Regions from separate parts of the Homo sapiens genome. Here regions 2 and 3 are each linked to region 1. The links are chromatin contacts, found by Hi-C or POLR2A ChIA-PET in ENCODE. All regions are on one chromosome and are shown on one strand. The core of a region is the stretch at or near the end of the contact, and the rest is flanking DNA. Distances in the headings are between cores, read along the strand shown. Region 1 holds the start of DSTN (destrin, actin depolymerizing factor). Region 2 holds the start of POLR3F (RNA polymerase III subunit F). Region 3 holds the start of KIF16B (kinesin family member 16B).

Evidence for each region. A loop is a pair of places that touch in the nucleus more often than their neighbours do. ChIA-PET counts read pairs that join two places held with the same protein, here RNA polymerase II (POLR2A). Pooled maps may share reads with other maps.
Region 2: a loop to region 1 is called in a pooled map, with 7 times the contacts of the local background. The contact joins the promoter of POLR3F here to the promoter of DSTN in region 1. A Hi-C loop is called at or near these places in 8 of 50 pooled maps. POLR2A ChIA-PET finds 5 or more read pairs at or near these places in 2 of 52 experiments (GM10248 and OCI-LY7).
Region 3: a map of naive thymus-derived CD4-positive, alpha-beta T cell shows a loop between it and region 1 (27-fold over the local background). The contact joins the promoter of KIF16B here to the promoter of DSTN in region 1. A Hi-C loop is called at or near these places in 1 of 168 maps with a recorded cell type or tissue (naive thymus-derived CD4-positive, alpha-beta T cell), 1 of 37 single-sample maps with no recorded cell type and 9 of 50 pooled maps. POLR2A ChIA-PET finds 5 or more read pairs at or near these places in 3 of 52 experiments (BJ, HEK293T and MCF 10A).

Annotation. Positions count from the first base shown.
Region 1 is chr20:17,568,787-17,571,486 of GRCh38, forward strand. DSTN (destrin, actin depolymerizing factor) reads left to right here and starts at 1,289. Exons shown (of 4, transcript NM_006870.4): 1 at 1,289-1,425. The coding sequence starts at 1,423. It also overlaps a transcript of BFSP1 not described here. RefSeq lists an enhancer at 252-819 and silencers at 1,230-1,419, 1,440-1,729.
Region 2 is chr20:18,465,989-18,468,688 of GRCh38, forward strand. POLR3F (RNA polymerase III subunit F) reads left to right here and starts at 1,402. Exons shown (of 9, transcript NM_006466.4): 1 at 1,402-1,580. The coding sequence starts at 1,519. It overlaps DZANK1 (double zinc ribbon and ankyrin repeat domains 1), which reads right to left and starts at 1,042. Exons shown (of 21, transcript NM_001367614.1): 1 at 1,008-1,042. RefSeq lists enhancers at 922-1,540, 1,163-1,482.
Region 3 is chr20:16,572,198-16,574,897 of GRCh38, forward strand. KIF16B (kinesin family member 16B) reads right to left here and starts at 1,251. Exons shown (of 26, transcript NM_024704.5): 1 at 1,032-1,251. The coding sequence starts at 1,078. RefSeq lists an enhancer at 1,008-1,529 and silencers at 1,142-1,371, 1,158-1,287.

The sequences.
Region 1 (2,700 bases), core at 39-2,538:
GATTTTACGTAGTGCCGGAAAAAAAAATACTGACCATCTTGTCCAAAAGTCTCATATTTGGAGAATTAAAATAGTTTTGGTCGAGGCCATGATGTTCTCGGTAACCTAAATTAATTTATAAAATTCTTTGTTCCCTTTATTTCCCACAAAAACACCCGCAGCAAAAACGCTGGGATTCATCTGGGCCCTCTGAAAACCGTGTTTCCGACGCAACCGCCCATTAGAAAAACACAATTCCAAATTAAAAACCCGGAGAACTGAGCGGCGGGGCTGGCGCCACCGTCCCGGGACAGCGCGGCCTTTCCCAGCCACACCCCTGCGCGCCGCCGGCCTCCTTCCCCGGCAGTTCCCAAAGATAAATAAATGCTCCTTGTTTTTCCAGACCTGAAATTAACGGTGACTCACAGAGCACTCTGCATGGCCACGGTCGCCTCGGGAAGGAGGAAAAATGTGCAGACTTTTTTCCCCTCACGCGAGGGCAGGACAAGCCAGACTGGGCCAATCAGGGGAGGGCGGCGGGAATCGCACCAAAGTAGGTAAAAAATGCGGGAGGCGTCCCCGCTGCCGCGGCCCGCGACTCCGCTCCCGTGGGTCCTCCCCCAGTGCGTTCCCCCTCCTCGGGCCCTGCCCTCCCAACCCCCAACATCTCTCTCCTTCCACCACTGTGTCCCTCTCCCTCACCTCTCCCCTTGCCCCCACCTCCCCCACTAAGTGCCCCCTCGCCCCTCCCCCCACATCCCCCTCCTCTCCCCACACTGTCCCCTCTCCCTCACCTCTTCCCTCCCCTCTCCATCCTCCTCCTCCCCCAACTATGTGCCCCTCGCCTCTCCCCTCCAAATCCCCCTCCTTCCCACACTCTGTACCCCTCTCCCCCGGCTCTCCCCTCCTTTTCCCCTCCACGGCCTCGCCCCGCCCCAGCGGCAGGCACACCTGGCCAGGTGGCTGCCTCCCCGCGCGGGCCATGCCTGCACAGTGGGTGGGGCGTCAGGTGGCCCCGCCGAGGAGGCGAAGGAAGGCCACCCCTCCCCCATCATCTTTTGCCCGCCCCTCGCCAGCAGGAGCCAGCCCAGTCCGCCTTCTAGCCTCCTGCAGACCAGAGAGGACGCACCCCCACCCCTAAACACTTTCTGGTGAGGCGGACCCTGCCCCGCAGCCTTCAGCAGATGAGGGAAGCTCCCCTCCGAGACTCTGGATAGCCGCCGGGGGGGCGTTGCCTGGCCGGCTGGTTGCGTAGCAACGGCAGGCGGTGCGTGACGTGCGCAGCCGCGTTCCGTCCTGAGGCGCGCCCGCCCCGGGGTAAGCTCGCGCCGCCGCGTCAGCTCAGCGCTGGGTCTCTCGGTCCCGCAGCCGTGAGGAGGACGGTCTGCATACTCGCTGCCCGCCGGCTCCCTCCCCCGCGTCCCTGCGACCGCCGCGGCGAAGATGGTGAGTAGGAGGGAGGCCGAGGCGTGGGCCGAGGCGGCCGGGAGCAGTGTGTCTCTGGGGCGCCGCGGAGTCGGGGCTAAGGGGGTGAGCCGTGCCTCAGCCCGGGGAGGGACCCGGTCCGGCTGCAGTGTCCGGGCTGCGGGTGAGGGGGGGTCTCTGGGCCTCCGTCTCCCGCCGTCCTGGCTGGGCCCCCGCGCCCCGGGGTGGATCCGCGGCTGTTGCGCAGCTCCCAGCTGGGGCGAGGCCGCCGCCCTGAGCGTGGCCTCTGCGGGTGTCTCCAGACCCGGCCTTGCAACAACTGGCTGGGGTCGAGCGCCCCCACCCGCTCTGTGAAATCCATCCGGGGGTCTGCACACCGAGGCCGGGGAGTGGGGGGCGGGGGGCGTCGGAATCCGGCCACCGTCCTTGTTGGCGTGGGTTTCCCCAGAGCTGGCGCTGAGGCGCTTGGTGACTTGTGCGCGTTCCAGCCCTTGAGGTCTGTCCATCTCAATAAGGAAGATAAAGCCTTTATGGAACAGTCCTAGAGCACGGAATGATCGCTAACGAGCAGGATCCTGGCATGATTTAGAACGGGGTGGCCTTGCAGCTCCTTTGTTTTTTTCTTTTTATCTGGCAATCGGCTTCCAGCAGCACTCTCGTCGTGCTTGTCAAGCTTGGCAGTGTCTGTTTTAACCCTTCCCTGCCCGATCTGTCCGTGTATGGTTAGAATTTTTTTTCTGACCTGTAGACAGTTGGACTCTGCCAGAACTTGGTGCGCAAGGTGTGGGCATGATGCTGGGATGCTGATACAACCAAATTTAAGAGCTTTAAAAACCATTAAAATACTGGAGTCACCAGAAAGTAAACAGGTGCTCATTAGTATATTCTATATGATGGACATTTTGCTTAATTTACATATTTTCCCCCTTTACACTGTCACTCTAATTAGCTATTTAAAAACGTATTCTCAACTGAACTATCAGTTGGAACATTTTGTCGTTTTCGTTAGTGTGCACACACTGTTACCATTTTTGGTCAGTGATTTGCAGGCGTAGCCTTACCAGACTTTGCTAGAAATATTACACTGTAATTGCATCTGTCTAGAAGCAGTTGGTACCAGCTTATCTGCATACAAACTGTTTTCACTGTATAACAGTTTTGGTTTTCTTAAGTTACTACAACTTCCGTGAACATGCAGGCGGCCCCTTAGTGAAAGAAAAGATAAACCGGTAGTTTCTTGATGACTGTAGATATGTATGTAATAGGGATTTGATACTGTTCAGTTTTTGGTTCTTC
Region 2 (2,700 bases), core at 152-2,651, 900 kb after region 1:
CCCGTTTCATCTACTGTATTTATAAATCCTGGTATTAATAATTAACTACCAGTATGAAAGCCTTACTGGTCTTTTTGGAGGTGAGGGTGGGGAGGAAGGTTGTCATAATTAATGCACAGAAGGTTTCAGGGGGAAAAAACGCTCACCTTAACACAACAACCATTTACATCTCTGTATTGCCTTTTCAAATTTCATTAATAATCCATAGATTTTGCCCAATTATAATCTACATATTCATTCCATTTTTATAGTCTACTTCTTGCATTCTCACTGTATTATTTAGTTTTCCCTGTACTTATTTATCCATTTGTGGCTGGGCATTTAGGCTATTTCTAGTTTCTTTTTAGTTTTGCCTGTTGCAGTTCTAATAATGCTGATCTGAACATGTCTGCAGTTTGAGCTTTGTCACAGACTGTATTCTCAAAAATGGGGTACCTAAATTTAAGGGGTGAACTTAATGCCTTGTTGGATAGTTCCGGATCTAGGGCCAAGAATATAAACTACAGATACTGACAGCACAACAATAGCTCCTACGGGAGTGTGGCTGGACTTGAGACTTGCCCATAGTCGCATTTCCATTTAAGTGAAAGGCAGATAAAATAAAAGTAGTTGAAAAATTCTAAATAAAAAATATGTAGGAGAGGAAGTAATTCGCGAGCGTCAACTAGCAGCTGCCCTTAGGAAGCTGGGGTGGCCAGTGGGCCCCACGCAAAGGGAATCAAGAAAAAAGGCGGATCCGCCAGGCCCAAATGGCAACGTGCAGTCAACAGGATCCCCAGACCCCTCAACTCTCCCAACGTGGACCGCCCCCTCGCAGCCCGGATCCGGAATCCCGTTTGGTTGTTCCCGCCCATCAGGGGCTGCCAAGGACACCTGCATCCTTTCGGCTGGAGTAAGGGAAGCTCTTCCCCTCCTCTAGCCGCCCTCCTCTTCCTCTAACCGCGGGGCCCGGGATCGGGACCCCTAATGCATCTCTGCCGCGCCCAACCCAGTCGCCAGCCTCTCACCGCCTCTTGCCTCCTCCTTCGCCGCCGCCCGGGTTACCACAGACGCGGCGAGCCGCGCCCCGCCCACTGGGTGCTGGGCAGATGATTGGTGGAGACTCAGCTTCTTAGCAACTAGACCGGCCCCTGCCGCTCCGCAGGGAGCCTGGTACCCGCCTGGAGTTCCTTTCCCAGTGCTTTCCCATAGGCATCTAAGAATATTCCTTCACAGAGTTGCCAAGTGCTAAAAGTTGGTTTCCCAACTCAGAATGAAGGAACCAGGCTTGTGCGTCCGATGGGCATTGACATTCTGGAAAACAAGAATAAGAAGCTGTAGCGGCGCCTGTAAGTGGGCCGGAGCAGGCGCAGCTTGGCCACCTCCCGCCGAAAGGCAAGGAAGGACCGGCTGCGACACGAGGAAGAAGGCCCCTCGGCCTCAGCAGAGCGCTATCCTCCACTGGTTCCCCGGGTTCCCCGGCTTGCTACCGGGCTGCTCCGTGCATCTTTCCCCCCAGGCGTCAGGAACTGCGCCCTCATGGCGGAGGTGAAGGTGAAGGTGCAGCCGCCTGACGCGGATCCGGTCGAAATAGAAAACAGGTAAACCAGTGAGGCTCCGGCTTGGCACTCCATCAGGCGCCCAGTCATTTGGGCAGCTGGACCCCTTCTCCGGGATCCCTTGGGAGTGGCCGGAGCGGGTTAGGTGAGCACGCGGGAAAAACGATTGCGGGGTTCTGGACCCACTTGTTCCTTCCCATCCTGGGAGAGCAGAACTCAAGAAGTTCAAAATGGGTTTGACAGCTTGCAACTTTGTGTAGCTGGCTGGCTTTGCCCTGATACTTTTGGGGAAGTTGTGATGACGTGCTGCCTTCCTACTTTGACGCGATCAGTGCTTTGAGAGGAGCCCTCGGCTTTCTTTCCCTGTAGAACACTTGTGAATACATGTTCTGATCCAGGATCGCTCTTGTCACTAAGGGAACGTCTATGACAAAACGTTTAGGCGGAGTTAGGGCGCAGTTGGTGATTACGAAGTAACATTAAGCCAGGTGGTTTCAGTGCAGTATTGAACTCAAGACTTTTAGGACACCCAAAGCCTCTGCCACTTTTATTTTTATTTGTTTGTTTGTGAGACAGAGTCTCGCTCTGTCGCCAGGCTGGAGTGCAGTGGCGCGATCTCGGTTCACTGCAATCTCCGCCTCCCGGGTTCAAGCGATTCCCCTGCCTTAGCCTCCCGAGTAGCTGGGACTACAGGCTCGCGCCACCACGCCCAGCTAATTTTTTATGTTTTAGTAGAGACGGGGTTTCACCATGTTGTCTGGGATGGTCTCGATCTCCTGACCTCGTGATCCGCCCGCCTCGGCCTCCCAAAGTGCTGGGATTACAGGCGTGAGCCACCGCGCCCGGCCCAGTTTTATATTTTACCGAGGCACTGCCACTCTTAGATTTTCACGTAGTTTTAAAAGACTCAACTTTCTCAGACTGTTAGGAATAATACATTTGTTGATGTCGACTAGGTGAAGATTTTGACTTTTTTTGTTTGGTAGGTATAATTCCAAAAACAGGCCCCATTATGGTGAATTGTCATAACAAATTTTGGCTTCCTACCAGAAACATCTGCATTTGCCTCCTGCTTGCAGATTTATGGCTTAACTTTGTCATGCTTATTACACCCGAGAAAACTGAAGTCTCAGCTTTAATATTTTTTCTGTGATTTCATTAG
Region 3 (2,700 bases), core at 1-2,500, 1.0 Mb before region 1:
ATGATTCCCTACTTGCCAAGAGAAGAAACAGATTTAGATGAGTCAAATAAGGTTCTGGAAATCTTTTGATTTTATGGCCTTCGGCTGCCCCAATCAGGCATCAGAACTACCAAACATTAACCTCCACAAGTTGATATGACAAAAGCAAAAAGGCCCTATGGTAAGTCAAATATCCACCAACTTGGTAGAGAAGTCAATAAAATCAAATGGCTCTGTGTGAACCTTGCCTGTCACCTTGGAGGACACATCCCATTTCTACCTCATTCTTTGAAGTCAAACCAATTTAAAAAGTAACTTTTCCAAAGAAACTTTCTAAACGGATTAAAAAGAGGTCATTGAAAAGGGAGCACAGGCTATTTTTCAGTGAATGAAGAGAAGGATTCTGAAAAAGCATTACTTCGTAGAAATATATAACAAGATTAAATTTTGTGTGTAACACTCTTCCTCTCTCTTAATATCAGAGTATTTCAAACACGTGTAAAGCGTCCCTGACTTTTTTCTAGGAGTCAGGACTTTGTCAAAGTTTTCCCATCCACTCTCTAACATGAAGTTAGGAACTGCTAAGTTATCGATTAGACATTCAGGGAATCAAAATCATCTCTAACTGAAAGATTAAAAAGTAGCATGGTTAATTGTTAAGAGAACTTCTGAGTTGGTAGAAATGAGGGGTTCACCTGACAGTTCGTGGTGCCCCCCCTCAGCACTCTCACCTTCCCCCCAACTATTTTACATCTTCATGGTAACGTTCCCTTGATGCTTTTTTAAAGGGGGAACAAGAACATCTCAAGTTAATACGATGGAGAGAGTTAATAGAATCTTCTCCTTTACCACCAGGGTCCTCTCCAGGGCAATGTGAACGGGACAGCAGTGCACGAAGTCCTCCAGGCCCCCAGAGGCCACAGCCTGGGCCCGGTGGGCCAGGGACCAGCCGGTGACACTTTTAAGTCCAGGCTGGCTTTGGGGGAGCTGGAAACAGGCTTCCTCTGGGTGGGGGCGCGACGAGGGGGCGGGGCGCGGGCGGCCCCACTCACCTGCGATTCATGGGCCGGACCCTCACGGCCACCTTGACCGATGCCATCGCTCATCCCGAACCAGCCCGCGCGGGGTCCCACTAGCCCAGAACTCCGCGGTCGCCGGCGACGCTGGCTACTCAGATCGCGGCTCCCGCCCACTTCCCTCTCGCCCCCGCCCCTCTGCTCCCGGCCGGACCTGGAGTTCCGCGGCAGCCCCACCTGCCAGGCCACTGAGCATGCCCAGAACGGCTCCGGCCCGCGTGATCCATGCGCCACGGTTTGGCGGCGGCCGGGCGGTGCAGAGGGGCGGGGCCGCGGGGCCTGGAAGCAGCCTCCGGGATCTGCAAGTCTGGAAAGGCCACGTTGTGGACCTTGGCGCAGAGGTTATGGGGGCGACCCGGAGCGGATGGTTTCAGGAAAACTAGAACCCACCCTCATGGCCTGAACAACTGGAGAGAAGAGGATCGCAGCAATTTAAAGCCAGCGGCAAGGATCACAGTCCTGGGGTCAGGTGACCAAAGCCAGTTTTTCAGCCCTTAACAAGAACCTGGCTTCACCCAGCCAAACATGAGTTAACGTATCCATTTTACACACGAACAAACTGAGGCGCAGAGATGATCACAGCTTGTTGGTGGCAAACTCCGCTAGGGCCTTCTCTGCTACCCTAAGGAGGTCCGACCGTATGTTTTGGACCCCTTAACTCGGGATACCGATAAACGAAAATTAATAGGGTGTTGGATGTTTTAAATGTGTGCGGGAATGTCATTATATTGGCTAGAATCAAACCTTATTTAGACTTGTTTTGCACTTTTGTACACTTTAGTAATTTTTAGTTTTAATCATAAGGGAGTTAAAGGCGAACACAACTGGTATTTTTTTTTTTTTTTTTTTTTTTTTGAGACAGGGTCTCGCTCGGTCACCCAGGCTGGAGTGTAATGCTGCGATCTCGGCTCACTGCAACGTCCGCCTCCCGGGTTCAAGAGATTCTCCTGCCTCAGCCTCCCGAATAGCTGGGCGTGCCACCACGCCCGGCTGATTTTTGTATTTTTAGTAGAGACGGGGTTTCACCATGTTGGCCAGGTTGGTCTCGAACTCCTGACCTCAAATGATCCGCCCGCCTTGGCCTCCCAGAATGCTGGGATTACAGGCGTGAGCCACCGCGCCAGGCCGACAACTGGTATCTTAAGGCTTAGGGCCTCTGGTAGAAGTGAGCTCCACCTCCCTTCCTGTGTAGAAGGTAAATGCATTCATTCATTCAGTGAATCGAGCATGCATGAAATCGTTTGCGCACACCCAGAAGCCCACCTGCGAGCCACAGGAGCAGCCATTCCAGGAAGCCAAGCTATAATGGGAGACGCAAGGAATGGAGGCGGAACTCCTGTTTTTAAGTCCTAGCTCCAACACTAGCCTTGTCAGCCTGTAATTCTGAATTACTGGGCGCCTCTGAGGCTTCTTGTCTCATCTGCAAATCAGGAACAACGGCATAGAGTGGTGAATGCATCAAGTGGGATGATGTCTGCAAGTACGCAACCCGCTTACACAAAGAATTATCTTTCCATAACCTTCCCTGGACCCCTAGGGCCAGCAGGGAATCATAGCCTCCCTTTGTTTCTAGAGCCCGGAAATCACTGGGTTTTCCCTCTGTCTGGAGCAGAGCTGGGTGCGAATTTGACCAACGGGTGGCAGG